Linked DNA regions of Homo sapiens: regions 1, 2 and 3 are each linked to region 4. The links are chromatin contacts, found by Hi-C or POLR2A ChIA-PET in ENCODE. All regions are on one chromosome and are shown on one strand. Each heading gives the region's core, a stretch centred on a gene start or an enhancer-like site at or near the end of the contact. The rest is flanking DNA. Distances are from core to core; before and after follow the strand shown.

Evidence for each region. A loop is a pair of places that touch in the nucleus more often than their neighbours do. ChIA-PET counts read pairs that join two places held with the same protein, here RNA polymerase II (POLR2A). Pooled maps may share reads with other maps.
Region 1: a map of CD8-positive, alpha-beta T cell shows a loop between it and region 4 (2.8-fold over the local background). The contact joins the promoter of SUPT6H here to the promoter of NUFIP2 in region 4. A Hi-C loop is called at or near these places in 2 of 168 maps with a recorded cell type or tissue (CD8-positive, alpha-beta T cell and naive thymus-derived CD4-positive, alpha-beta T cell), 2 of 37 single-sample maps with no recorded cell type and 8 of 50 pooled maps. POLR2A ChIA-PET finds 5 or more read pairs at or near these places in 1 of 52 experiments (GM12878).
Region 2: a map of CD8-positive, alpha-beta T cell shows a loop between it and region 4 (6-fold over the local background). The contact joins the promoter of NSRP1 here to the promoter of NUFIP2 in region 4. A Hi-C loop is called at or near these places in 1 of 168 maps with a recorded cell type or tissue (CD8-positive, alpha-beta T cell) and 9 of 50 pooled maps. POLR2A ChIA-PET finds 5 or more read pairs at or near these places in 2 of 52 experiments (IMR-90 and activated naive CD8-positive, alpha-beta T cell).
Region 3: a loop to region 4 is called in a map of B cell, with 16 times the contacts of the local background. The contact joins the promoter of SSH2 here to the promoter of NUFIP2 in region 4. A Hi-C loop is called at or near these places in 2 of 168 maps with a recorded cell type or tissue (B cell and CD8-positive, alpha-beta T cell), 2 of 37 single-sample maps with no recorded cell type and 12 of 50 pooled maps. POLR2A ChIA-PET finds 5 or more read pairs at or near these places in 6 of 52 experiments (CD4-positive, alpha-beta T cell, H1, PC-9 and 2 more).

What each region holds. Positions count from the first base shown.
Region 1 is chr17:28,658,435-28,663,896 of GRCh38, reverse strand. It overlaps SUPT6H (SPT6 homolog, histone chaperone and transcription elongation factor), which reads right to left and starts at 1,692. Exons shown (of 37, transcript NM_003170.5): 1 at 1,555-1,692. It overlaps SDF2 (stromal cell derived factor 2), which reads left to right and starts at 1,991. Exons shown (of 3, transcript NM_006923.4): 1 at 1,991-2,171. The coding sequence starts at 2,021. RefSeq lists enhancers at 902-1,576, 1,674-1,743, 1,105-2,304.
Region 2 is chr17:30,113,030-30,118,420 of GRCh38, reverse strand. It overlaps NSRP1 (nuclear speckle splicing regulatory protein 1), which reads right to left and starts at 1,605. Exons shown (of 7, transcript NM_032141.4): 1 at 1,558-1,605; 2 at 248-341. The coding sequence starts at 1,577. It overlaps MIR423 (microRNA 423), which reads right to left and starts at 1,342; the gene lies at 1,249-1,342. MIR3184 (microRNA 3184) reads left to right here and starts at 1,261; the gene lies at 1,261-1,335. RefSeq lists silencers at 1,173-1,242, 1,179-1,780 and enhancers at 1,493-1,592, 1,623-1,722, 1,743-1,862, 895-2,094.
Region 3 is chr17:29,927,212-29,932,767 of GRCh38, reverse strand. It overlaps SSH2 (slingshot protein phosphatase 2), which reads left to right and starts at 2,540. Exons shown (of 16, transcript NM_001282129.2): 1 at 2,540-2,830. The coding sequence starts at 2,768. It also overlaps a transcript of EFCAB5 not described here. RefSeq lists silencers at 1,358-1,527, 2,261-2,350, 2,501-2,780, 3,291-3,340.
Region 4 is chr17:29,289,678-29,295,882 of GRCh38, reverse strand. NUFIP2 (nuclear FMR1 interacting protein 2) reads left to right here and starts at 1,735. Exons shown (of 4, transcript NM_020772.3): 1 at 1,735-2,100. The coding sequence starts at 1,824. RefSeq lists enhancers at 1,367-1,566, 1,877-1,976, 1,670-2,430, 5,282-5,782, 5,783-6,205 and silencers at 2,137-2,256, 2,887-3,066.

The DNA.
Region 1 (5,462 bases), core at 443-2,942, 630 kb after region 4:
ATGGGGCCACTGCACTCCAACCTGGGCAACAGAGCAAGACCCTGTCTCCACAAAAAAAAAAAAAAAAATGGAGTGGGCAGAAGAGAAGCCAGATTGGTATAAAATGAAGAGTGAATGAAAGTTGAGAAAGCTGAGTTGGTACAGGTAGAAATCTATGAATGGAAATTTAAAAAATTGGCATGGTAATTGGAGAGGGATGTGAAGGATACCAGAACATAATTTGTATGCTGATGGGAACAGTTTCAGGGAGAGACAGGATTTGGTGACTGATTTTATTGGGAAATAGTGGACAGGAAGGAAGACAAGGATTACAGGCAGGACTGATGGTAGTGCCATTTATTAAGGTCAAGAATATAGAATCAGGGCAAACGTATTTGCCTACAAAGATCATGTTTCCACCACACTAGGTAGGCTTTCAGAGGAAGAACTGTAAAATTTGACTAAGCCTCTCCAGACGGTACCACTTTCTGATGTAATTAATCTCCTGATGAAGTTAAAACCTCCTAGAGTTGCAAGGCTATGCTAATCCAATCTAGCAGCCACACAAGCCAAGTGAATAAAAATGTACTTGTACTGGTGAAAGGGACATTACTCGTAAAAAAGGGCTCTAAATTCACAGCTGATGGAAGAGCAGTTATGTTTCTGTAATCAAAACACTGAAGACTTACAAACTGGTAACTTCCAGATAAACAGTGGAACCAGACATTTTTCCGAAGAAATTAATCAAATTCAATATTGTTTACACTCCCTAATGCTCATTAATGATGTAGCTTCATACACCCTTGTTACTTTTGATATTACAGTGAATTTCCACGGAAGTATTTTCAGAGATCTTAGCCCTCTGAAATAAGTATCAGTTCTTGCAACAACCCAGGAAAATTAACTTCTCCAGCTGGTTCAAAGGAGTGCCTGAGGAGAAAGGTAGAAACTAGAAGATGGAGTTTTGACTTAATAACTAATTTTGATGTTCATGATAGGCCTCTGGCAAACGTTTGAGGAAATGAATCTATAGAGAATGGACGGGCTTTAGGACTTCTACAAGACCTTCGATCTTTAGAAAGGGATGAAGGATGCAACCATCTACAAAAAGTTCTATTTGTATTATTCAGCAATATGTAAAGAGCTGGAATTTGGCATCGCCCTCTAGCCTGATGGCCGAGCTGCTGAAAGCTCCACAGGATTCATATCCCCAGAACAAACAACTCGATCACCTGATCCTGGCTCAGAAGCCCCAGGTCCCTTCCATCCCCAATCCTTTTGCGTGGCCCAGTTTTAAAAACCTGCGGAGAGAAGGACGGGATGCCAGGAAGCCTGTTGATTCAACGTGCCACCCGATTCACGGGTTCCGGGTGTCACTGGGCTGGGAAAAGCTTTCGGACTCTGAGCAACTACAGCGCTTTCCTCCCCCTTCCCCCCATAGAGCAGGGAAGGCCAGGCTCCCCCTTCTTCCCGCATACGGCTCCCCACTGCCTCTTCCCTTACGTGACCAGGCCCTAGGAGCCCGGTTCCCCACCTGACTCCTGCGAGAAACACGCTCTCCAGTCGGAACTTTACCTGTCTGAAGCCCGCCGCTCCTCCAGTGCGCTAAGCCCCCACCGAGGAAAATGGAGTCGTCGAACCGAGACTGGGAAAAGATAGTACGGACCCACCGCACGGCCCCTCCGCCGCCACCGCCGCCGCTGCTGCGTCAACGTGCTACGTCATTTCCGGCTCCCTGTCACCGGGAGTGGGCGGGCCATTTCTTGTTCTCTCTCCCGCTCTCGGAAGCTTTCGTCTCGTGGGTGCGAAAGGTAACCGAAGCGGCTCAGGAAGGCAGCTGTCACTGAGCCCCTGGAACAGAGCGAGAGTATCGTAAGTAACCAGGCTCAGCCGGTTTCTCAGGCCGCTCTAGTCAAATAAACCATAAAGATCAGACTCGGGCTTCTTCACTTCCTTCTCTCCGTGGTTTCGCCATTAGCTTCCGGTTCCGGGGAGGGGCCGAGTTTTCTTCGAAGATTTGGGGCTCCGCGATACAGTTAGGATGGCTGTAGTACCTCTGCTGTTGTTGGGGGGTTTGTGGAGCGCTGTGGGAGCGTCCAGCCTGGGTGTCGTTACTTGCGGCTCCGTGGTGAAGCTACTCAATACGCGCCACAACGTCCGACTGCACTCACACGACGTGCGCTATGGGTCAGGTAATGCTGGGGACCGGGCTCGGGTGGGCTAGGGAGGACTCGGAGGCTCTGGAGGGGCGGGGCCTATAGAATATCTGACAGTGTGGTCTGGGAAAGTTAGGGGTTCCCTGGGAAGGTTCCTCAGGTCTAGAGAGTCGGAGAACTGAATTGTTCTAAGGCATCTTAATCGCAACACCACCTAATATTTGGTGAGCTACAGGCCAGGCACGTTACCTATGTCCTTTTTCCGATTATTAACATTGTTGTAAGGTGGACAGTATTGTTATCCTCATTTCACAGATGAGGAAACAGACGCAGAGAAATTAAATCGTTTATTCAAAGCCTTGCAGTTAGCAAATGACAAAGTCGGGGTTCTATCCAAATCTATCCAGGTTCAAAGCCTGCTTTAGAGACAAGAAAATTACAGTAAGTGCTGTGTCTGAAATTTTAAAGTTACAGTAAGTACTGTCTGTGAAACTTTAAACTCCAAGAGCTCACTCGTTGACTACAACCCTTTGTCTTCCAGCTCTTCTGCATCTTACACTTGCTCCTCAGTTTCCATCTTTGGCCCCCTTCTACCCAAACCTTAACCTCCTTCTTGTAAGAAACTTGGAGCAGTGACAGGAATTGCAGAGAAAACTGCTTTTTTTTTTTTTTTTTTTTAGCGTTTGAAATTAAAATGTTTAGTAATAAATTATTTGTGGATTCATTCAGCATAGGTCTTAATGAGTTCCTACTACATGGCTAGAATTGTACTACATACAGGAGATTCGGTGGTGATAATCAGTCAAGAAAATTACAATATAATAAAAACAGACTAAAAAAAGAAAGTCTTATCTGCCTGAAAAAAAAAGATAAAGTTAAAAAAAAAGAATGAAGGTCAGCTAGTGAGATGTGAGAGGCATCTAAGATAGCTGGTAGATTTTTGTCTTGAATGACTGATGATGCTGTTTGCTGAGGGAGGAAAGAGTTCTGTCAGGTGGGCTAGTCTGGTTCATGATTCCCAAAACCCATCTGATCAGTCAGACTAGGCAAGGACATGAGTTATCATCACTGCGATGTCTTAATAATTCTAGCACCCATTCAGTGAACACCTACCATGTTGTCAGGCTTATTTTTTACTTTGTTTTGGTTTCCTACTTTGGATCTACTGAATTAGAGTGGAGGTGGACAGAGGCTTGGCAGTAGCAATCTGTAGGTTTAAAAAGCTCTTCAGGTGGTTCTGATGGACAGCCAGATTTGGGAACCAGGTTCAGTCCGGAGCTCAGAAAAGGGATCTGTGCTGAGCCTGAGATACAACATTAAATATAACATCTTGTACAGACTGTGGTTGAAGATGTCAGGGTTGTAGATGAAATTGCCCAGAATGAACTGTGATTCTCTATCTGGGATTAATTTGAATAACTGGAGAAACTTGTTAAAAATACAAATGCTTTTGTCCTGACCCTCAACAATTGTTTAAGAACTACAGGTAGCCCTCTCCGTCTCCCTCTCTTGTCTCTTCTCTCTTTCCACGGTCTCCCTCTGTTGCCGAGGCTGGACTGTACTGCCGTGATCTCGGCTCGCTGCAACCTCCCTGCCTGGGGCTCCCGTGATTCTCCTGCCACGGCCTGCCGAGTGCCTGGGATTGCAGGCACACGCCGCCATGCCTGACTGGTTTTCGTATTTTTGGTGGAGACGGGGTTTCGCCGTGTTGGCTGGGCTGGTCTCCAGCTCCTGACCTCGAGTGATCTGCCTGCCTCAGCCTCCCGAGGTGCTGGGATTGCAGATGGAGTCTTGCTCACTCAGTGCTCAGTGTTGCCCAGGCTGGAGTGCAGTGGTGTGATCTTGGCTCACTACAACTTCCACCTCCCAGCCGCCTGCCTTGGCCTCCCAAAGTGCTAAGAGTACAGCCTCTGCCCGGCCGCCACCCCGTCTAGGAAGTGAGGAGCGTCTCTGCCTGGCCGCCCATCGTCTGGGATGTGAGGAGCGCCTCTGCCTGGCCGCCCCGTCTGGGATATGAGGAGGGCCTCTGCCCGGCCGCCACCCCGTCTGGGAAGTGAGGAGCACCTCTGCCCGGCCATCACCCTGTCTGGGATGTGAGGAGCGTCTCTGCCTGGCCGCCCTGTCTAGGAAGTGAGGAGCGCCTCTGCCTGGCCGCCCCGTCTGGGAAGTGAGGAGCGCCTCTGCCCGGCCGCGCCATCTGGGATGTGAGGAGTGCCTTTGCCCGGCTGCCACCCCATCTGGGAAGTGGGCTGCCCATTATCTGGGAGGTGAGGAGCACCTCTGCCCGGCCACCCCATCTGGGAAGTGGGGAGCACCTGGCCGCCCTGTCTGGGATGTGAGGAGCGCCTCTGCCCGGCCGCCACCCCATCTGGGAAGTGGGGAGCGCCTCTGCCCGGCTGCCCCGTCTGGGAAGTGGGGAGCGCCTCTGCCCGGCCGCCCTGTCTGGGAAGTGGGGAGCGCCTCTGCCCGGCTGCCCCGTCTGGGAAGTGGGGAGCGCCTCTGCCCAGCCGCCCCGTCTGGGAAGTGGGGAGCGCCTCTGCCTGGCCGCCACCCCGTCTGGGATGTGAGGAGCGCCTCTGCCCGGCCGCCACCCTGTCTGGGAAGTGAGGAGCGCCTCTGCCCGGCCGCCCATTGTCTGGGATGTGAGGAGCGCCTCTGCCCGGCCGCCCTTCGTCTGGGAGTTGAGGAGCACCTCTGCCTGGCTGTCCCATCTAGGAAGTGAGGAGCGCCTCTGCACGGCCGCCCCGTCTGGGAGGGGAGGAGCGCCTCTGTCCGGCCTCCCATCGTCTGGGATGTGAGGAGCGCCTCTGCCCGGCCACCCAGTCTGTTAAGTGAGGAGCTCCTCTGCCCGGCCACCCTGTCTGGGAAGTGAGGAGTGCCTCTGCCCGGCCGCCCCGTCTGGGAAGTGAGGAGCGCCTCTGCCTGGCCGCTGTGCAGTCTTCCAAGTGTGAAGTGACAGCCTTTCTGCAGGTGTACCCAACAGCACCGAAGAGACAGCGACCATCGAGAATGGGCCATGATGACGATGGCGGTTTTGTCGAAAAGAAAAGGGGGAAATGTGGGGAAAAGAAAGAGAGATCAGATTGTTACTGTGTCTGTGTAGAAAGAAGTAGACATAGGAGACTCCATTTTGTTCTGTACTAAGAAAAATTCTTCAGCTTTGGGATGCTGTTAATCTATAACCTTACCCCCAACCCCGTGCTCTCTGAAACGTGTGCTGTGTCAACTCAGGGTTAAATGGATTAAGGGTGGTGCAAGATGTGCTTTGTTAAACAGATACTTGAAGGCAGCATGCTCGTTAAGAGTCATCACCACTCCCTAATCTCA
Region 2 (5,391 bases), core at 356-2,855, 820 kb before region 4:
ATGACAATTTCAGTAGTCTGAAAAGACCGTGTATTTGTTTAAAGGTAAAGTTTGCAGCTTTTAGAGGGAAAAAAATCTTTAAAAAATCGGTGGAGCTGCTTTCTTTACACCTTCCTTTTTGACAATTCTGTAAATTATACTCCACTGTACTGACAAATAACAAAGGCAAAGGTATCAGAGTCACAAGTTCAATTTTTAAAAAATTTACATTTCCAACCATGCACGAGTAAAACATAGGTTTCCTTACCTCATCATCATCATCAGAATCATTCCCAAACACTGATGGTTTTTGCAAAACAGGGTGCAACTGCTGTGTTTTCTTTGGCAAAATAAGCCCATACCTGCATATATTTTTTTTGAAATAGAAATTAAACCTTTATGTTTAAATGTTAACAAATACATCTACTACCTCTTCCACATGAAGCTACCAAATCAAAACATGTCATAAGCTTTATGAACACGTAACAGACTGTTTTTGCTTCTCAGTGATCTCAAAATTCTAACATGCCGTAAGATTCTATAATTACTACTCTAAGTGATCATTTGTGGACACGGGCCAAACTCGAATACCATTTTTATCAAAGAAGAGAAGTAAATGAAAAGTTCAGAAATGTTTTAAGATGGCGAAGTGACAGTAACATTTAAAAAAAAAAAAAAAAAACATGTGTAGTGGAAAGTTTAGTTCATGTCCACTAAAGATTTTAAAATGCTTTCAACTATCCTTGTGGTCTAAACAGTCAAGAAAATGGCTAGATTTTTTTTCCTACTGTGTACTTACACAGTTTCTAAGAACTGACTGGATAGTGTAACTCACGAAAATTTTTAAAAGATAACTGAGAAACCCAAGTAGCCATGGGGCAAGTTCGCATTACACTTTATTAAGATCATGTGCTTTGCCTCGGAGCATCTGAGAGAACCATCCCATCAGATCCAACTCCTTTAGTTTCTCACGTTTTGGCCTTTAAGATGCGGAGATCACGGGAGGCCGCATCAAAAGTAAGGATTACACATCAAAGGTAAAACTTTCAAGTACGTACAGTATTTGTCTCTTTTGCGGCAACGTATACCCCAATTTCCTATATGCCTACCCTTTTTCTGTGGCTTCTCAGAACAATATTCCTAAAACGAGAAGGAAGGGCGGGAATCAGGACTTGAGCTTCTGCCAAGGAGAACAAGGCCCTCTAAGGAAGCCAGGAACTGTCTCTCTTCACACTGCCCCTGAGAGCATCCAAGCGGGGAGAAACTCAAGCGCGGGTTAGGAAGCAAGACTGAGGGGCCTCAGACCGAGCTTTTGGAAAATAGAAAAGTCTCGCTCTCTGCCCCTCAGCCTAACTTCCTTTATTTCCTCACAAGTTTCTCCCTCAAACTTCGGGCTTCCATCCGGGAAAATGTACGGGGGAGGGGAATCTATGTTCCTCAGGACTTCTCGTTTTTTCCCGTCTCTACCCTTGACGACACAGTCCCTTCACTTCCAGCGCATTTAAAACTCCTCGGCCAAAGATACAGTCGCCGTAGTTTCTCATCCCCCAGCCTGACCCTAACTCCCGGATCACTCACTGCCTGCCCGGAATCGCCATCTTGCTCCCGTGTCCGCTGAACGTGGCCGACGCCTCCGTGACGCTGACGCCGATGTCGTCACGTAAACTCTCGCGCGGCTTTGGGTGGCCCGGATCCTGCTTGTCGGTTGAATCGCTGGTTTGAGTCACTTCTATGGTACTGGGAATCGGATCCAGTGACCTCTGTTTTGTTTCGGAGCCCACCGGCTGCCTCAAAATCTGTAGGAGAAAGGAATGACAACGTTCTAGGCCAGTTGTTCGCAGTGTGTGGTTCTGGGACCAGCGGCATCAGCAACACCGGAGATACTGTTAAAATGACAAATTCTCGGGCCCTACCCCAAACCTGCAGAATCAGAAACTTTGGAGTGAAGCGAGTTATCTGAATTTTAACCAGCGGGTAATTCTGATAAAGTTTGAAAACCACTGCCATGGCTATCGATATTCCCCCTACCCCCTTCCAAGTGTTCACTTTAACTGGTTCAGGATAATTAGGCGAAAAATGAAAATCTGTGTATTAATAATACCTTACATAGGACCAAAATTATTATTAAAAAAAAAATTTTTTTTTTGAGACGGAGTTTCGCTCTTGTTGCCCAGGCTAGAGTGCAAAGGCGCGAACTCGGTTACCTCAACCTCCGCCTCCCGGGTTCAAGCGATTCTCCTGCCTCAGCCTCCCGAGTAGCTGGGATTACAGGCATGTGCCACCACGCCCGGCTAAGTTTGTATTTTTAGTAGAGACGGGGTTTCTCCATGTTGGTCAGGCTGGTCTCGAACTCCCGACCTCGGGTGATCCGCCCGACTCGGCCTCCCAAATTGCTGGGATTACAGGCATGAGCCACCGCGCCCGGCCCAAGGACCAAAATTATTAATAATACTGTTCACGGGCCATTGGGTATAGGAATCAGGATCATATATGATACTTTTTTTTTTTTTTTTTTTTTTTTGAGACGTAGTCTCGCTCTTGTCGCCCAGGCTGGAGTGCAGTGGCATAATCTTGGCTCACTGCAACCTCCGCCTCCCAGGTTCAGGCGATTCTCCTGCCTCAGCCTCCTGAGTAGCTGAGATTACAGGCGTCCGCCACCATGCCTGGCTAATTTTTGTATTTTTTTAGTAGAGGCGGGGTTTCACCATGTTGGCCAGGCTGGTCTCAAACTCCTGACCTCATGTGACCCACCCGCCTCAGCCTCCCAAAGTGCTGGGATTACAGGCGTGAGCCACCGTGCCTGGCCCATATATGATACCTTTTTGAAAACTCTGCCCACATCTGTGCACTCATTCACTCTTGGTTCATTCCCAGCTAGTCTCAGAGCAGCCAAAGAGATCAATTACTGAGATAAGGATGTTGAAATCTCCAACTATAATTGCGAATTTGCTTCTCCTTTCAATTCTATCAGTTTGTGTCGTGTATTTTGAAATTAGGTATGTAAACATTTAGGATTGTTACGTTCTCTTGCATTAACCTCTACTAACCTCTATAGCATTAAGAAGTGGCCCTCTTTATTCCTTTATTCTTCTTTGTCTGCTTGGTCTGCTATCAATATAACTAGCTTTCTTTTGATTAATGCTAGCATAGTGTATCTTTTTCAACCCATTTTAATCTATTTGTGTATTTACATTCAAATTGGATCACTTGTTGACAGAAAATAGTTGGGTCTTGCTTTTTTATCCAGTCTGACAGTCTCTTCCATTTAATTTGGATGCTTAAAACATTTTCATTAAAGTGACTATGATTGCAGGCTGGGTGGGGTGGCTCAGGCCTGTAGTCCCAACACTTTGGGAGGTTGAGGCCAGCATGCACAACATAGCCAGACCCCATCTCAAAAAAAAAAAAAAAAAGTATGATTGCTATTTGTTTTCTATTTTTCCCAACTGTGATTCAGCTTATGATTTTCATGCTTCAGCCTCCTTTGTTGGTTTATTGACCATACTTCTTTGCTTGTTATATAAGCTGTTGCTTTAGGGTTTCTAATATATGTCTTAAACTTATCACAATCTGCCTTAAAGTAAGAATCTACCACTTTGTGTATAGTATAAGAAGCTTAGAAAAGTATACTTCCATTTTATCTCCTAGTTTTGTGCTATTGTCACTATGTCATAAATGCACAATAAATTATTTTTGCTATAAAAAGTAACTTGGTTTTTAAAAAGATTTTTTTGAATAGGAAAAATACGTTTACCCACATATTTATCATTTCTGGTGTTTCCATGTCTTTGTATAGATTCAGATTTCTATCTAGTATAATATTTTTAAAAATATTTTTAAAAAGTTTTATTGAGCGATAATTCACATATCATACAATTCATTCATTTAAAGTGTGCAATTCAGTGGGGTTTAGTATAGTCAAGTTGTATGTTTAGTATAGTCATAGTTGTACTACCCTCACCACAATCAATTTTAGTTTTGTTTTTGTTTTTTGAGACAGAGCCTTGCTCTGTTTCCCAGGCTGGAGAGCTATGGTGCATCTCAGCTCACTGCAAGCTCCTGGGTTCAAGCCTCCTGGGTTCAAGCGATTCTCCTGCCTCAGCCTCCTAAATAGCTGGGATTACAGGCGCCCGCCACAACACCCAGCTAATTTTTGTATTTTTAGTAGAGACAGGGTTTCTCCATGTTGGCCAGGGTGGTCTCAAACGCCTGACCTCAGGTGATCCACCCGCCTCAGCCTCCCAAAGTGCTGGGATCACAGGTGTGAGCCACTGCACCTGGCCAATTTTAGATTATTTTTAATACCCAACAAAGAAACCATATACCTATTAGTCACTCCTATTTTCCTCCAAATCCCCCAGTCCTAGGTAAATATTTTATGTCTATAGACTTGAAGTTCTATCAGTTTTAGCTTCATGTATTTTGAAGCTCTGTTATTAGGTTTAAGATTGTAATGTCTTCTTAATTGACTTTTCATTATCAAATAACCTTTATCATTATAATATTCTTTGCTCTGAAATCTACTTGTGTGATATTATAGCACTCCAGTTTTCTTTTGACATTAACTCTAGGGAAAGCAAAAGGATGTACAGGAATGGAAAATAATTGTAATTTACAACATGGCTAAGCTGTAAATAGCATACATAATCATGATAATATAAACACTGAATATTGATCTATTCTGATTACATTACCATGTAATAATATTGGGAAGAATGGATGGGAAGCGTGTGTGTATATATGCTGAGGAAGGAGCTAAATCTTTGTATTGTATACTGGGAGATTAATAGATATTGCCTAAATCGGAAAAACAAAAGTAGCCACACAAGCATGTAATTTAACAATATAGAGGTAAATGTCAAAACCACAGCTAAAATAGGGGTTGGCAAACTTTTTCTGCAGTCAGATAGCAAATAGTTTAGTCCATGTGACCCATATGGTTTTTGTGGCCACTACTCAACTCTGCCCTGGTAATGTGAAAGCAGCCACAGACATGGGCATAGCTATTCCAATAAAACTTTATTTACCATACCAGGCAGCTGGCCAGATTTGGCCAATGGGCTGTTTACCAACTCCTGAGCAAAAAGAATTGAAAGTAGCTGACTCAGAAGCAAGGAAAATAAAGGTAAGGTGGGGCTGGGAAATGCTGTGGTCTCAACAGACCTTGTATAACAGAATGACTTTTTATGAGTATGTGTTACTTTGCTTAAAATAAAGAGTAAAAAATAAAGCCCCCTGCCAGGGCTGCCTGCCTCTTGCTTGAATAGACTGAATGGGGAATTAGTTACCCATAATTACCCAGGGGAGAACTCAATATCCTACATAATTTGAGTTTTTCAATTGTTATATTCTGTATTCTTCCATTGCCTTTGGGACATTTTAATGAAGCAGTCATGGGATTTTCCCTAGGCT
Region 3 (5,556 bases), core at 1,291-3,790, 640 kb before region 4:
AAAGAATGATGGCCGGGTGCGGGGGCTCACACCTGTAATCCCAGCACTTTGTGAGGCCAAGGCAGGTGGATCATCTGGGGTCAGGAGTTCGAGACCAGCCTGACCAACATGGTGAAACCCCCATATCTACTAAAAAGACATAAAATTAGCCGGGCGTGGTGGCACATGCCTGTAATCCCAGCTACTCAGGAGGCTGAGACAGGAGAATAGCTTGAACCCGGGAGGTGGAGGTTGCAGTGAGCTGAGATGGTGCCATTGCACTCCAGCCTGGGCAACAAGAGCAAAAATCCGTGTCAAAAAAAAAAAAAAAAAAAAAAAGCCGGGCACAGTGGCTCACATCTGTAATCCTAGCACTTTGGGAGGCCGAGGTGGGCAGATCACTTGAGGACAGGAGTTCGAGACCAGCCTGGCCAATACGGTGAAACCCCGTCCCTACTAAAAATATAAAAACTAGCCGGGTGTGGTGGCGGGCCCCTGTAATCCCAGCTACTCGGGAGGCTGAGGCAGGAGAATTGCTTGAACCCGGGAGGCGGAGGTTGCAGTGAGCCGAGATTGCACCACTGCACTCCAGCCTGGGTGGCAAAGGGAGACTCCGTCTCAAAAAAAAAAAAAAAAAAAGTTATCTTAATTGCATAGAGGGCTTTATTTACAGTTTATTCTGAACTTTACCATACATTATCTCAAGAATCTTGTCAGTTAGGGTTCCATTGTAGAGATAAAGGAATTAAAGCTCAAAAAGTTCAAGCCATTTGCATAAGGTTTTAGAGCTGGAACTAGAAACCAGGTCTTCTGATTCCTATGGTAGTGCTCTTTCTCACTGCAAGGTTAATGGACTTAAGCCTTTCATCTTCCAAAAGAATTTCTGAAGAGTATGTTACCATGAAAAAGTAGAACATCATTGTTGCCCTCCCTGAGTCAGAGAATCAACATACAAGTACTAAGACCTACAGATTTGAATATTACTTTTTCTAGAATGATACTTTGGTTCATAAAGCACATATATTTCATTTATTTGAGTTCATTCAGCTTCTAGCTATGTGTATTTTTTGGCTATGTATCTAGTTTCCTCTTTGGTCTCCCATGCATTGGTTCAAAGTTCTTACTTCTGAAACTTGCCTTCTCTTTTCCTGTTTACTACGGAGCTCTGGGGAAAACACAGTCAGATTGTTTAATCTGTGAACCATACATCTTTGTTTAATTTTGTCTCACAGGCACTCCTGATCACCACCAGGGGGCAAAAGCCTACCAGCTGGCTTCTCTGCACTACACTCTACATAGGACTGTACAGTACAGGGACCCTCAGTGTCTGATTCTTGATGGAACCTCCCTGCTAATTATTTCAACCACAGGGCCCCAGGGAGAGAACAAAGGCTCAGCACAGAGGACTCTTGTGGCGTTTAACCGTACAGCAGCCAGAAAGAGCTCATGACAGCCCTGTCAGTTTAAAAGAAGCAATGAGATCCAAGAGTGTTTGAGTGACAAACAGGAGGGGGTGGGTTTTAATAACTGCAAACTCCCAAGTGTGTGTGTTTTCTACAGCTTTGATATGTACGGTGGTATTTACCAGCTCATCCACTCAAGCTGAGAAATAGCCTTGTCAACTCTCTTTCTTTGTGTAAATAATCAGTGATATTTGCATTGTGCAATTTTTTTCCTTTTTAATCTTGATTTTCCATTACATTCTTTGCTTATGTTCTGCAGACAATTTACCCCTGAGAAAACCATTCCCTTAAAATATCTTTTAATCTACATTTTTACATAGGTCTATGAAAGAATGACATTTAGAGACGAAGGAGAAGAAAGCTTAACGAGCAAATCCTGTTTAATTAAAAGACTGTCTTCACAGCAGGAGGCAAGTGAGAGGTCAATAGCAGGCTGGACCCTCACAACCGGCTTCCTCGGACTCCCAGGCGCGCTCAGCTTCTCTTCTCCTCAGGAATAATGAATAAGTCTTTAGACAGGCAATAGAGGAAGCATGAGGGTACCACAAACCTTTCCAGGGTATCAAACGGAAAATGGTTTTCTTTCCAGAAGTCTCATCATAAAACATAGACGGAAGGGGGGGAAAAGTTAAGAAAAAGCCCCCGAGAGCCGGGGTGAAGGGAGTAAACTGGTCTAGCCCAGTTCTGTCTGCGCCCAGTGAGAGGGTTTGAAACTCCGCGGAGCCCTTTCCCAATAGAAAACGTGTTTGCTTCAGGATTTTCATCTCAGCTGCTTTTTTTTAAGGTTGGTTAAGCTGTGCGCCGCCCCACCTCATAAAATGGTTGTCTCTCAGGAGTGAAGACTCCAGCGGCCCCCCGCCCTGGGACCCCTCACCGGGCTGGCTCCCTTCGGCCCCTTCCCCCACCCCACTCCACAGCACCCAGTGCTGGCAAACCGCGCGATTCCAGCACGAAGGAGGAAACCCAGGAGGGTGCGGCGGCCCGAGGCGCACGCACTCGGCCAGCTTCCGGCAACTCAAGGGTTACGACCAGGCGGCGGCGCGCGCCGAGGGGAGAGGCGGTAGCTGACAGGTGGCGCCTGCGCACTGGGAGCGCTCATTGTGCCCCGCAGCTGCGGAACCGCCCGCCCGCCGCCCGTTCGGAGCGTCAGTCGGCGACAGTCTGGTGGTGGGTGCGGAGTCTGCGGCCGTTCCCGCGGCCTCCTCCTCCTCCCCGTTCCCTTCACCCCCACCCCGCACCCCTTTCCCCATCCCGGCTCCGTCACCCTCCCGTCCCCCACACTCAGGACAAGAATGCCCTGCCCGGAACAACCCAGCAGCGCCTAGATGGCTTTGGTCACGGTCCAGCGGTCACCTACCCCCAGCACCACCTCCAGCCCCTGCGCCTCGGTGAGTCCTTCCTGGCGGCCGCTCCGCTTGCTTCTGTCACTGCGGCTCCGCTTTGCCTCAGCGGGTCCCGCCGAACGCCACTGCGCACGCGCCGCGCCGCTTCCCAGGCCTTGGCACTCGGCTGCCGCGAACCCCCCCACACCCCCATGTTAAAGACTAGCAGCAGGAACTACAAGACGTTGATTTTTGCCCCCATCACCCTGAGCACCTAGCTCCTCACAATCCTCGCCCTGAAATCCCCTGTGGCATGCCTCCCTATGGCTTGAGCACTTCCTTTTGGTAATGAGTCATTCTTGCTTTTCACCCTCCCCCTTCTTTTACCCTCTGTTGCTCTGCTGCAGGGAGGGGACCGTGAGCCTCCTGCGTTGCCCCTTACCCACACCCACATCTCTTACCCACACCATTTCATAGACCTGTTCAGTATTTGCACACTGCACACCCTTCTTCGTACTCGCCAGGGTGTGTGCCTTCCCCTAGTCACTTGCTGGCTTTCTTTTGCTCTGTACTGTTCAGGCTTTGAACTGCCCAACCGTAGTTATTCCTTGGTTTCTCCCGCCTGCCCCCCACCCCAGAGGGTAGCAATGATCTCTGTTTCCTGGACCTCTTACCTTTCCTTTATGAGGTCCCGAAGCATCTGGTGCTGCTTAGTGATCAGTGTCAAATTATTTCCGTCTTACAGATATTTATGCCTTACACTCATTGCTCGTGATCATTCTTGTTCTAAGGTCGTGTTTGTATGGCTCGTTACCTCAGATGCCTATGCCAATAAAGCATGCTCTCAGAAGGAAAATACCCAGTAACCAGCCTTTCCCCGCTGGGCCCGTCTTTGCCTTCTCTCCTCGCCCCACCCCCATTCGTTTACACTCCATTCTCTTAGGCTCCATTTTTGAAAATATTTATTTTTAAAAACAATATATTGCACCAGTGGGGCAAATGGGCTTTAAAAAACCAACATCCAGATGTTTTAGAGAGAAATAAACTGAGTGAAAATGCGAGCAACTGGGAAAACCACCTTGAACTTCCTACAGAACTGTAATTTTAAAAACGGTGTTGGTGGATTTGGTAGTATCAGGTTGCAAAAAAAGGTATTTAATAAACACTGTACCACTTTCCACTGTAAAAAAATCATCAGGTTACCCTTAATATTTGTATGTTAACTGAGGTGTGAGCTTTGATATCCTGAAATTTGCTGGCTTGTCATTTCAGTATAATTTCCTGAATTTCAAAGTTTTGTTGTGTATGGTTGTGGTTTCTTCTTTTCTGAGCTTTAATTGCATTTTGTGTGATGAAATTGACAACTATATCTTAATAAGTGATTTTATTTCAAAGGTTATATATCTTGTGTTGTTTCAGAGAGCAGAACTGGGATTCTTGGTTCAGGGAGGCAGATTTCCAGTGATTGTAAGGAAGAATTTGTAACAGTGGAGTGCACTGCCTTGCAAAATAGTGAGTGCACATTGCTGGAAATATTCAAGCAAAGGCTGGAGAACATTTTGCCTGGGAGGTGGTATAAAGAATTCCTGCAGTGGGGGACTTCTAAGACTATTTCTAATCTAAGATTTTGTGATTTGAGAATACTTGTACTTCAAAGCTGGTAAAACATTTTAGGGTCATCTGAAGACAAGTATCATAGGAATAAATCTTTAATATAATTTATTCTTATGTGTAGTACTTTATGCTAGTTTTTGGAAAGTCATTAACATACCATCAAACCTTCTTAATTCACTCCACTAGTAAACTCTTTGGTTTGTGGTTACTAGGCCTGATTTTGAAGAAATCGATTGAAAGTTAGTAGAGTCATGCAAATAAACTAGAAATCAGTACTATAGTAACATTTATTTTCCTTGGGCACTGTTGAAAATAGCTTATGCTATGATAATATATGTATATCAAGTTGTCATCATACTAATTTACTTGAAGTGAATGATTAGTATACAGTAAGACCGTGTACACTTGATATGACTTCATTAGCCAAAACTTGAGTTACTTTAGAATCTTGAGGTATGTTAATAGTCACTTTTGACATAGGTAATTAAATTGATCATGTAATAAGCTCAGTTGTTGAGCAAAATCACTAATATTTCTATATCTACTAGCCTGGTTATTTCAGTTGTTTATACTTGGCCCTGAATGCAAAGGAATCCTAAGGCTGGTGTAACAATCAGCATCATTAGTATAACTGATAAGCCAGCTTCCTTTCTCTTTAAATTGTCTTCCTATTGGACTTCATCCAGAATTGTGTTCAGCTGAGTTGTTTCGAGGTCCTTGTACTCTAGCATTTGGCTGCTGTCTGACCTCCATATATTTTGCTGTTCTATCTCTTGCTGTATGAATAGGTTGGGTTGTTTGTTTTAAAATAGAGAGCAAAAAGAACCTAGAGGACCATGAAAGAAGAGATTTAATTTTGTGAGACTGGAAATTTACATTTTTTTATTAATCACTTTAAGTACGCTGTTAATACTTTTACACTATAGGATGCAGGGCATTTTAATACTGCCAGCTCTTTAGTGTTGTTTCATTAGGCATTAAACAATATGCTAGGTGTGAGTGACCATTGTAGATACTAAGATGTATAGGAAATTGACCTGTTCATCAGGATCTTGCAATCTGGGGGGCTGGGGCATTGGAGGAAGAACAAACATAAGGTAAGAGGGAAAAGAAGAAGAAGGGGAATGATACTGTAGGTACCTGAAGAGTTTGTGATGGTCATAAGTATTGTCTGAATT
Region 4 (6,205 bases), core at 486-2,985:
CATTTGTTATTGGAAACCAGCTTTTACGTTTTAAATAAGCTTTTGCATTGACATTCATTAATTTCATAGCATAAACTTTTTGCTTTCAAGCTTCTTGTTCCTTTAATGTTGTCCTGTTGTAGGAATTCAAGCCACATTTTAAAAATTCAAAAACGTAACATACATTGAGGAAACAGTCCATATGTCCGTTGCTGAGTGAATGAACAAAATGTGGTATATACATATAATGGAATATTAGTCAGCCTTAAAAAAGAGGGAAATTCTGATGTATGCTACTCTGAAGACATTATGCAAAAAAGCTAGTCACAAAAAGACAAATACAGTACAATCCCACTTATATGAGGTACCTAGAATAGTCAAGTTCGTAGAGACAGAAAACAGAACAGTGGTTATCAAGGGATGGAAGGAGGAGGGAAAGGACATTTATTTTTATTGGGTATGAAGTTTCAGTTTGGAATGATGAAAAAGTTCTGGAGATAGATGATGGTCATGGTTCTACAACAATACGAATGTACCTAATGCACCTGAACCATACACTTAATATTAAGATGGTAAATTTTATATTATGAATATTTTACAATTAAAAAAATCCCCCAATCTATAACATACATTGGGAAAAGTGCATTTTATCTGTATATTCAGTTTAACAAATAATTACTAAGCAAATATATGTAATCACCACCTAGCCCCCAAAATGAAATATTATCAGAGTAACCTGTGTCCCTCCCCATCACAACCCTCTTCCTTCCTGAGTAACCACTATCATGGCTCTAACATTTGCTTTTGAAAATCATATACTGTGATGTGGTAATGCAGGATAAGTTAAATCTACACTACAAAACGCTACAGAATATTTCTTTTAATTTCAATTTTTCCATAAGTGCCAAAAAAAAAAAAAACAAACCCACTTAATAACTTTTAAGTGCTCTTTCTCCCCTTCCTTTGCTCTTGAAACTTCTCATTCTAAAACCTATTTTGGTTCCACAGTTGACCTCACCTGCAGAGTTTAATTAAAAAAAAAAAAACCTTCAGTGTAAATTTTCATTCCTCCTGCTCTCCCTTGCCTCCAACTACAAAGAAACAATGATTTAAACCCTTTGTGCCCTTTTAGAAAATTACACAGATACCCCATTGTGGAACCCTATAATCCCTTCGTGGAAAGGAAGAGATTAGCATATGAATACAAAGCAAAATGAATCCAGAATACAAAATGATCTACTGGATTGTGAAGCTCTTGTATGCTTAAAAATGTATTTATTTCCTCTTTTTGTATTGCCCCTTTAGTGGTCTCGGGGTTAAGGGAATTGAGCTTCCCTTTCTGGTTACCCGGAAAAGGATTAAAAACAAAACAAAACAAAAAACAAAAAAACACCAGATTCTAAGAGGTGCAAAGCCAGCAGATGGCTCACAGCACCAGTGGAATCGCCAGTGGAATCTGCTACCCTCGACACGAGCCTGCTTGCCGGCGAGGAGTGTAGAAAGTGCTGTTCACAGACTGCGTGGTGAAGGAGAGAAAGCGACAGAAGAGAGAGCCATAGTGCTGACGTTGAAGGCCCGGCCCTGTGAGGTTGCACAGGGTAAGTGGCGTTGGCCAGGCGGCAGCGGCGAAGGGGAAGGAAAGAGGATTTGAGCTGGGGGCGGGGCTTGCGGCACAGCGTGGCTCCTGATTGTTGGAGTGCGGCTGCCAATCTCGCAGAATCGCTCGGTTAACCAGTGCGCTGGCGAGACGCGCTCAGATATACTGAGTGAGCCCTGAGAAGCAGTCTCAGATCCTGACGGTGCAGCAGCCCGCAGCCTCAGCCAGGGAGTCCCAGCCGCTTTCAATGGAGGAGAAGCCCGGCCAGCCACAGCCTCAGCACCATCACAGCCACCACCATCCGCACCATCACCCTCAGCAGCAGCAGCAGCAGCCGCACCACCACCACCATTATTATTTCTACAACCACAGCCACAACCACCACCACCACCATCATCACCAGCAGCCTCACCAATACCTGCAGCATGGAGCCGAGGGCAGCCCCAAGGCCCAGCCAAAGCCGCTGAAACATGAGCAGAAACACACCCTCCAGCAGCACCAGGAAACGCCGAAGAAGAAAACAGGTCTGGGAGGGAGGACGGGTGGGGGAAGGGGGTTGGGGGTGGAGGACAGGAGAGATGGGGGTGGGGCTGGATCCGAAAAGCGCGGACGGGGTCGGGGTGTGTGTGTGTGTGTCCCCTCCGGCTCTGGGGATGCCCCTTTCATTCTAGAGCTCGGGCTGAGCAATGGGGTTTGCAGCGCCCTCTCCTTCCCTCCAGCATGGGAGAGGCCCAGCCAGGCCAGCGTGACCTTCCTGGCCCCGGCCCCGGCTGAAGGGAGACCTGCTGGGTCGGCCTTGCAAGTCCAACCTCATTATTCTTTTCCCATTCACCTCCCTGCGTCCCTGGAGTTACCTCAATTTGGGGGCCCTGAGATGGGGTAAACCTACCCCCCCAAAAAATCCCTCGAGGTGTAACTCAGGAAGGCCTAGCGAATCCCGACTCGGATGGTGTCGCGAGACCCTTTTGCAGGCGGCGAGGAGTGGGTAGGTAGGGTGAGTTGAGGAAGTGCCCCTCACCCGCCACCCCAAGCCCACCTGTGGCCTTGGGGCTCCCCGTCTCGGTGGGGGGGGCTGTTGGGACCCCTCATCTCACGGGTCATTTCCACCACTAAACGCCCTTTTTGGGCGCCGGACCCCGCAGTCTTGTCCCGCGGCTCCTCCCGAGGCCGGCGCCCCGCGCCCGCTCCCCCCAGAGCCGGCGCGGCTGGAATGTTCTCTCCTCCTCGCGGGGCCGCTTCCTGTCCGCCATGTTGGAAGCCGATTCCTGTCACCGACTCCGGCCCACTGAGGAGCGGAGGGGGAAGGGTGTCGAGGGCCACACGGGGCGGCGGAGCCGGGTGACCCGGGATCACCACCGGCCGCAGCCTCGCCCCCTGCACTGCGGGGGCGCCGGCGCCCCCCGCACCGCGGCCGCCCCCCCCCCCGTCGCCGGCCGGGGTTGTGTAACCCGGTGGCGGCGCGCGGCCCCGGGCGGGTCCCTGGGGTGAGGGGCGGGGGCGGTTGGGGTGGGGGAGGGAAGCGGCCACGAGGGGAGCGGCCTGCGCAGGGCCCCGCGCGCCAGCGGCCGCGTTTCCCGCTCCCGGGTGCGGCGGGAGGCGCGGGCAGTCGGGGCGGGGAGCCGGCCTCGAAGCGGAGCTGAGAGGGAAGGAGGCCGCGGGCGGCGGCCGCGGCGCTCCTAGAGGCAGGAGGCCTGGGGGGGCGGCGGGGGGATTCATTTCGGGTAGAGGCGGTGCCTGAGGCCGGGTGGGGTACCCAGCGGGAACCCAGCTCCCCGGTCACGAGTTTCTCTGCCACAGGAACCTCGTCTCCTGCCAGGTTCGCTCACGACTCCGCCTCTGAGGCTTTCACTTGGGCCTTTTCCTTCTAGCAGCTCATTTTCTACAAAAAAAAAAAAAAAATCCAAAAACCTTGTTCCATTCCCCTCCCGACCCAGCACTTACCTTCTGAGCTTGGGTAGTGTCTTTGAGGTGAGGGATTTTAAAAAATGTTAGGATGGGGAAGAGTGCGAGCTTTTTGACCCCTCTTTCTTGTCCTTAAGGGTGAACCCAAGTGGCTCATCCATGAGGTTAGACTACTACCATCTTGCCTCGGATGAGGCTTCTCTCCGTGTTAAAAAGAAAGGTGTTTTTCGTATTTTAAAATCGATATTGATCCCCAAACTAATCTTAATAAACGAGAAATTGAGGGTAAAAGTCATGTAAGAAAGTATTTCACGAGAAGTGAGTTTAATAGTTTATAACCCACGCAGATTTTAAAAAATAAGGGCTCTTTATAAATCGAAGAGAAATGAAGCGTAAGAAAGCGTATGTTAAACCCAGCGTATCAAATTTGATAGAAGGAATTGTTGAGAGCTGGAGAAATACTAAGTGCTTTTTTATTGCAGATTGTAACTTGAAGACTGAAATTAGAATGTCAGATTTTCCATTTTGGGACTTCGTAGGGACCCGATAGTATGCAATAGAAGTGAACACATACGCACGAGTTAGGTGTTTTAATCCTAAAGATTTGGAACAGTTTAAAAACTGTTAGGGACTATATAACTAGATTTTTTAGCATTAGATCTTGTTCAAAAGATGAGAAAATACTACCATATTATGGCTGCATAAGGCAATATTACTGTTGAGATTGAAAAATTGTATCTCATCGGTCAGGTTAATATACTCTTGCCAGACTTCTCTCTACATGTGGAAGCAACCGCTGAACCATTCAAGGTGGTATTCCTCCAAATATTTCTTGTCTTGGAAGGGGTGGATAAAGAGGAGGAAACTGGAATTAGCAGTTTTGACAGAATGTAAACAGTTTGGGGCGAGTGTATGATTTGGTCACAGTACTGTTGCTTTGACATGCATAATGCTAATAACTAAGAAAACATTACAATATTTTTGAAATTTATCTGTAACATGTTGAGGTAGGCTTTGGTAATCCATTGCTCACAAACCTAAAGAGGAACAGTTTTTTTTAATCCAGAAGAGGGCGCAAGAGAAGGCCAAATGTGTTGAGTAATTTGTTTCTAATTGAAAAGCTAGATGTATCAGGACTCAAGTTTTGCTGAGTCTTTTGGAAGTAGGGTTAGTATAAGCAGCCCTAAATAAAGCGCTAGGAATCCTTTAATTTCTTAAATTTATTCTATAATGTTTACATTTTTCTTAAATATCTACTATTTAAAAAGAAAATTTCTTTCCAGCATACTTCATACATATCACAAGGTTGTCATGAGAAAAACTTTATGTAGTTAAACAAGATTTTCTTTTCTTTTTTTTTTTTTTTTTTGTTATTAAAACTTGCGGGCGGGAGCACAGTGGCTTCTAAGCCGTTTTTTCATTGTTTGGTGATTTCCAGTATCTGAGTCGCTACATACTAGTAATCTTAGGAAGAATTATTCTTGTTAGCTTTGGTTCAGCTCAGTTTGGAGATTGGATTTTTTGCTATTTCAGATTGCTCATCTTTAATTGAAATCTGAAAAGTTGTGACTAATGGGCCCAAGGATACAAACCTTTGTTTAACCTGTTAGCATATTAAATGATACAGGTAGGTCTTATCCAGAGTTAGGTAAGGAGATAAAGTTATATCTGTTAAAAATGATGAGAAGAGCCTTTATTTAGGAACTTTATGCTTTTCTTTCTTTCTTTCTTTCTTTCTTTTTTTTTTTTTTGAGACACAGCCTTACTCTGTGGCCCAGGCTGGAGTGCAGTGCAGTGGCATGATCTCGGCTCACTGCAACCTCTGCCTCCTGGATTCAAGCGAATCTCCTGTCTCAGCTGGGATTACAGGCATATGCTACCATGCCCAGCTGATTTTTTTTTTCTTTTTTTTAGTAGAGATAGGACTTCACCATGTTGGCCGGACTGGTCTCAAACTCCTGACCTCAAGTGATCCACCTGCCTGGGATCCTAAAGTGCTGGGATTACAGATGTGAGCCACTGTGCCTGGGATTTTTCTGAGGAAAAAAGCTTTTAGAAAACATCCTAAGCAATAATCTCTTTCTTGCTGTTTCATAGTTAAAATTGTGCCACCAAAAATTTGATTTGATTGGCTATCATAGCTTTTCCAGCAGCCAAAAAATTTTTAAAAATGTAACCCTGTGGAATCTAAGAACTCTTAAGAGTTCTAAGAAATCTAAGAGGCCGGTGTGGTGGCTCTCACCTGTAATCCCAGCACTTTGGGAGGCCCAGGCGGGCAGATCACTTGAGGTCAGGAGTTCGAAACCAGCCAGGCCAACGTGGCGGAACTGGGCATCGTGGTGCATGCCTGTAATCCCAGCTACTCTGGAGGCTGAGTCAGGAGAATCTGGGAGGCGGAGGTTGTGGTGAGCTGGGATCACATCACTGCACTTCAACCTGGGCCACAGAGCGAGAATCTGTCTCAAAAAAAGAAAAAAAATAACTGTTATAAGATGTATTCTCTCGTGGTACAAGTTTTGTGCCAGTCTGTTTTAGGAATGATTATGCCTTGAGTATGTTTTCTTGGGTTACTTTAATACAGGAGAAGAAAATGCCTTTATTTGTTCAGTTTTAGTATTTGTACTTTTTTTTCTAATGTAGAATGAGTAAGTCCTGTTGTGAATCTAATAGACTTCTCCATTAATTTATTTTGGAACAATGGTTCTCAGACTTATAAAAATGGCAGTA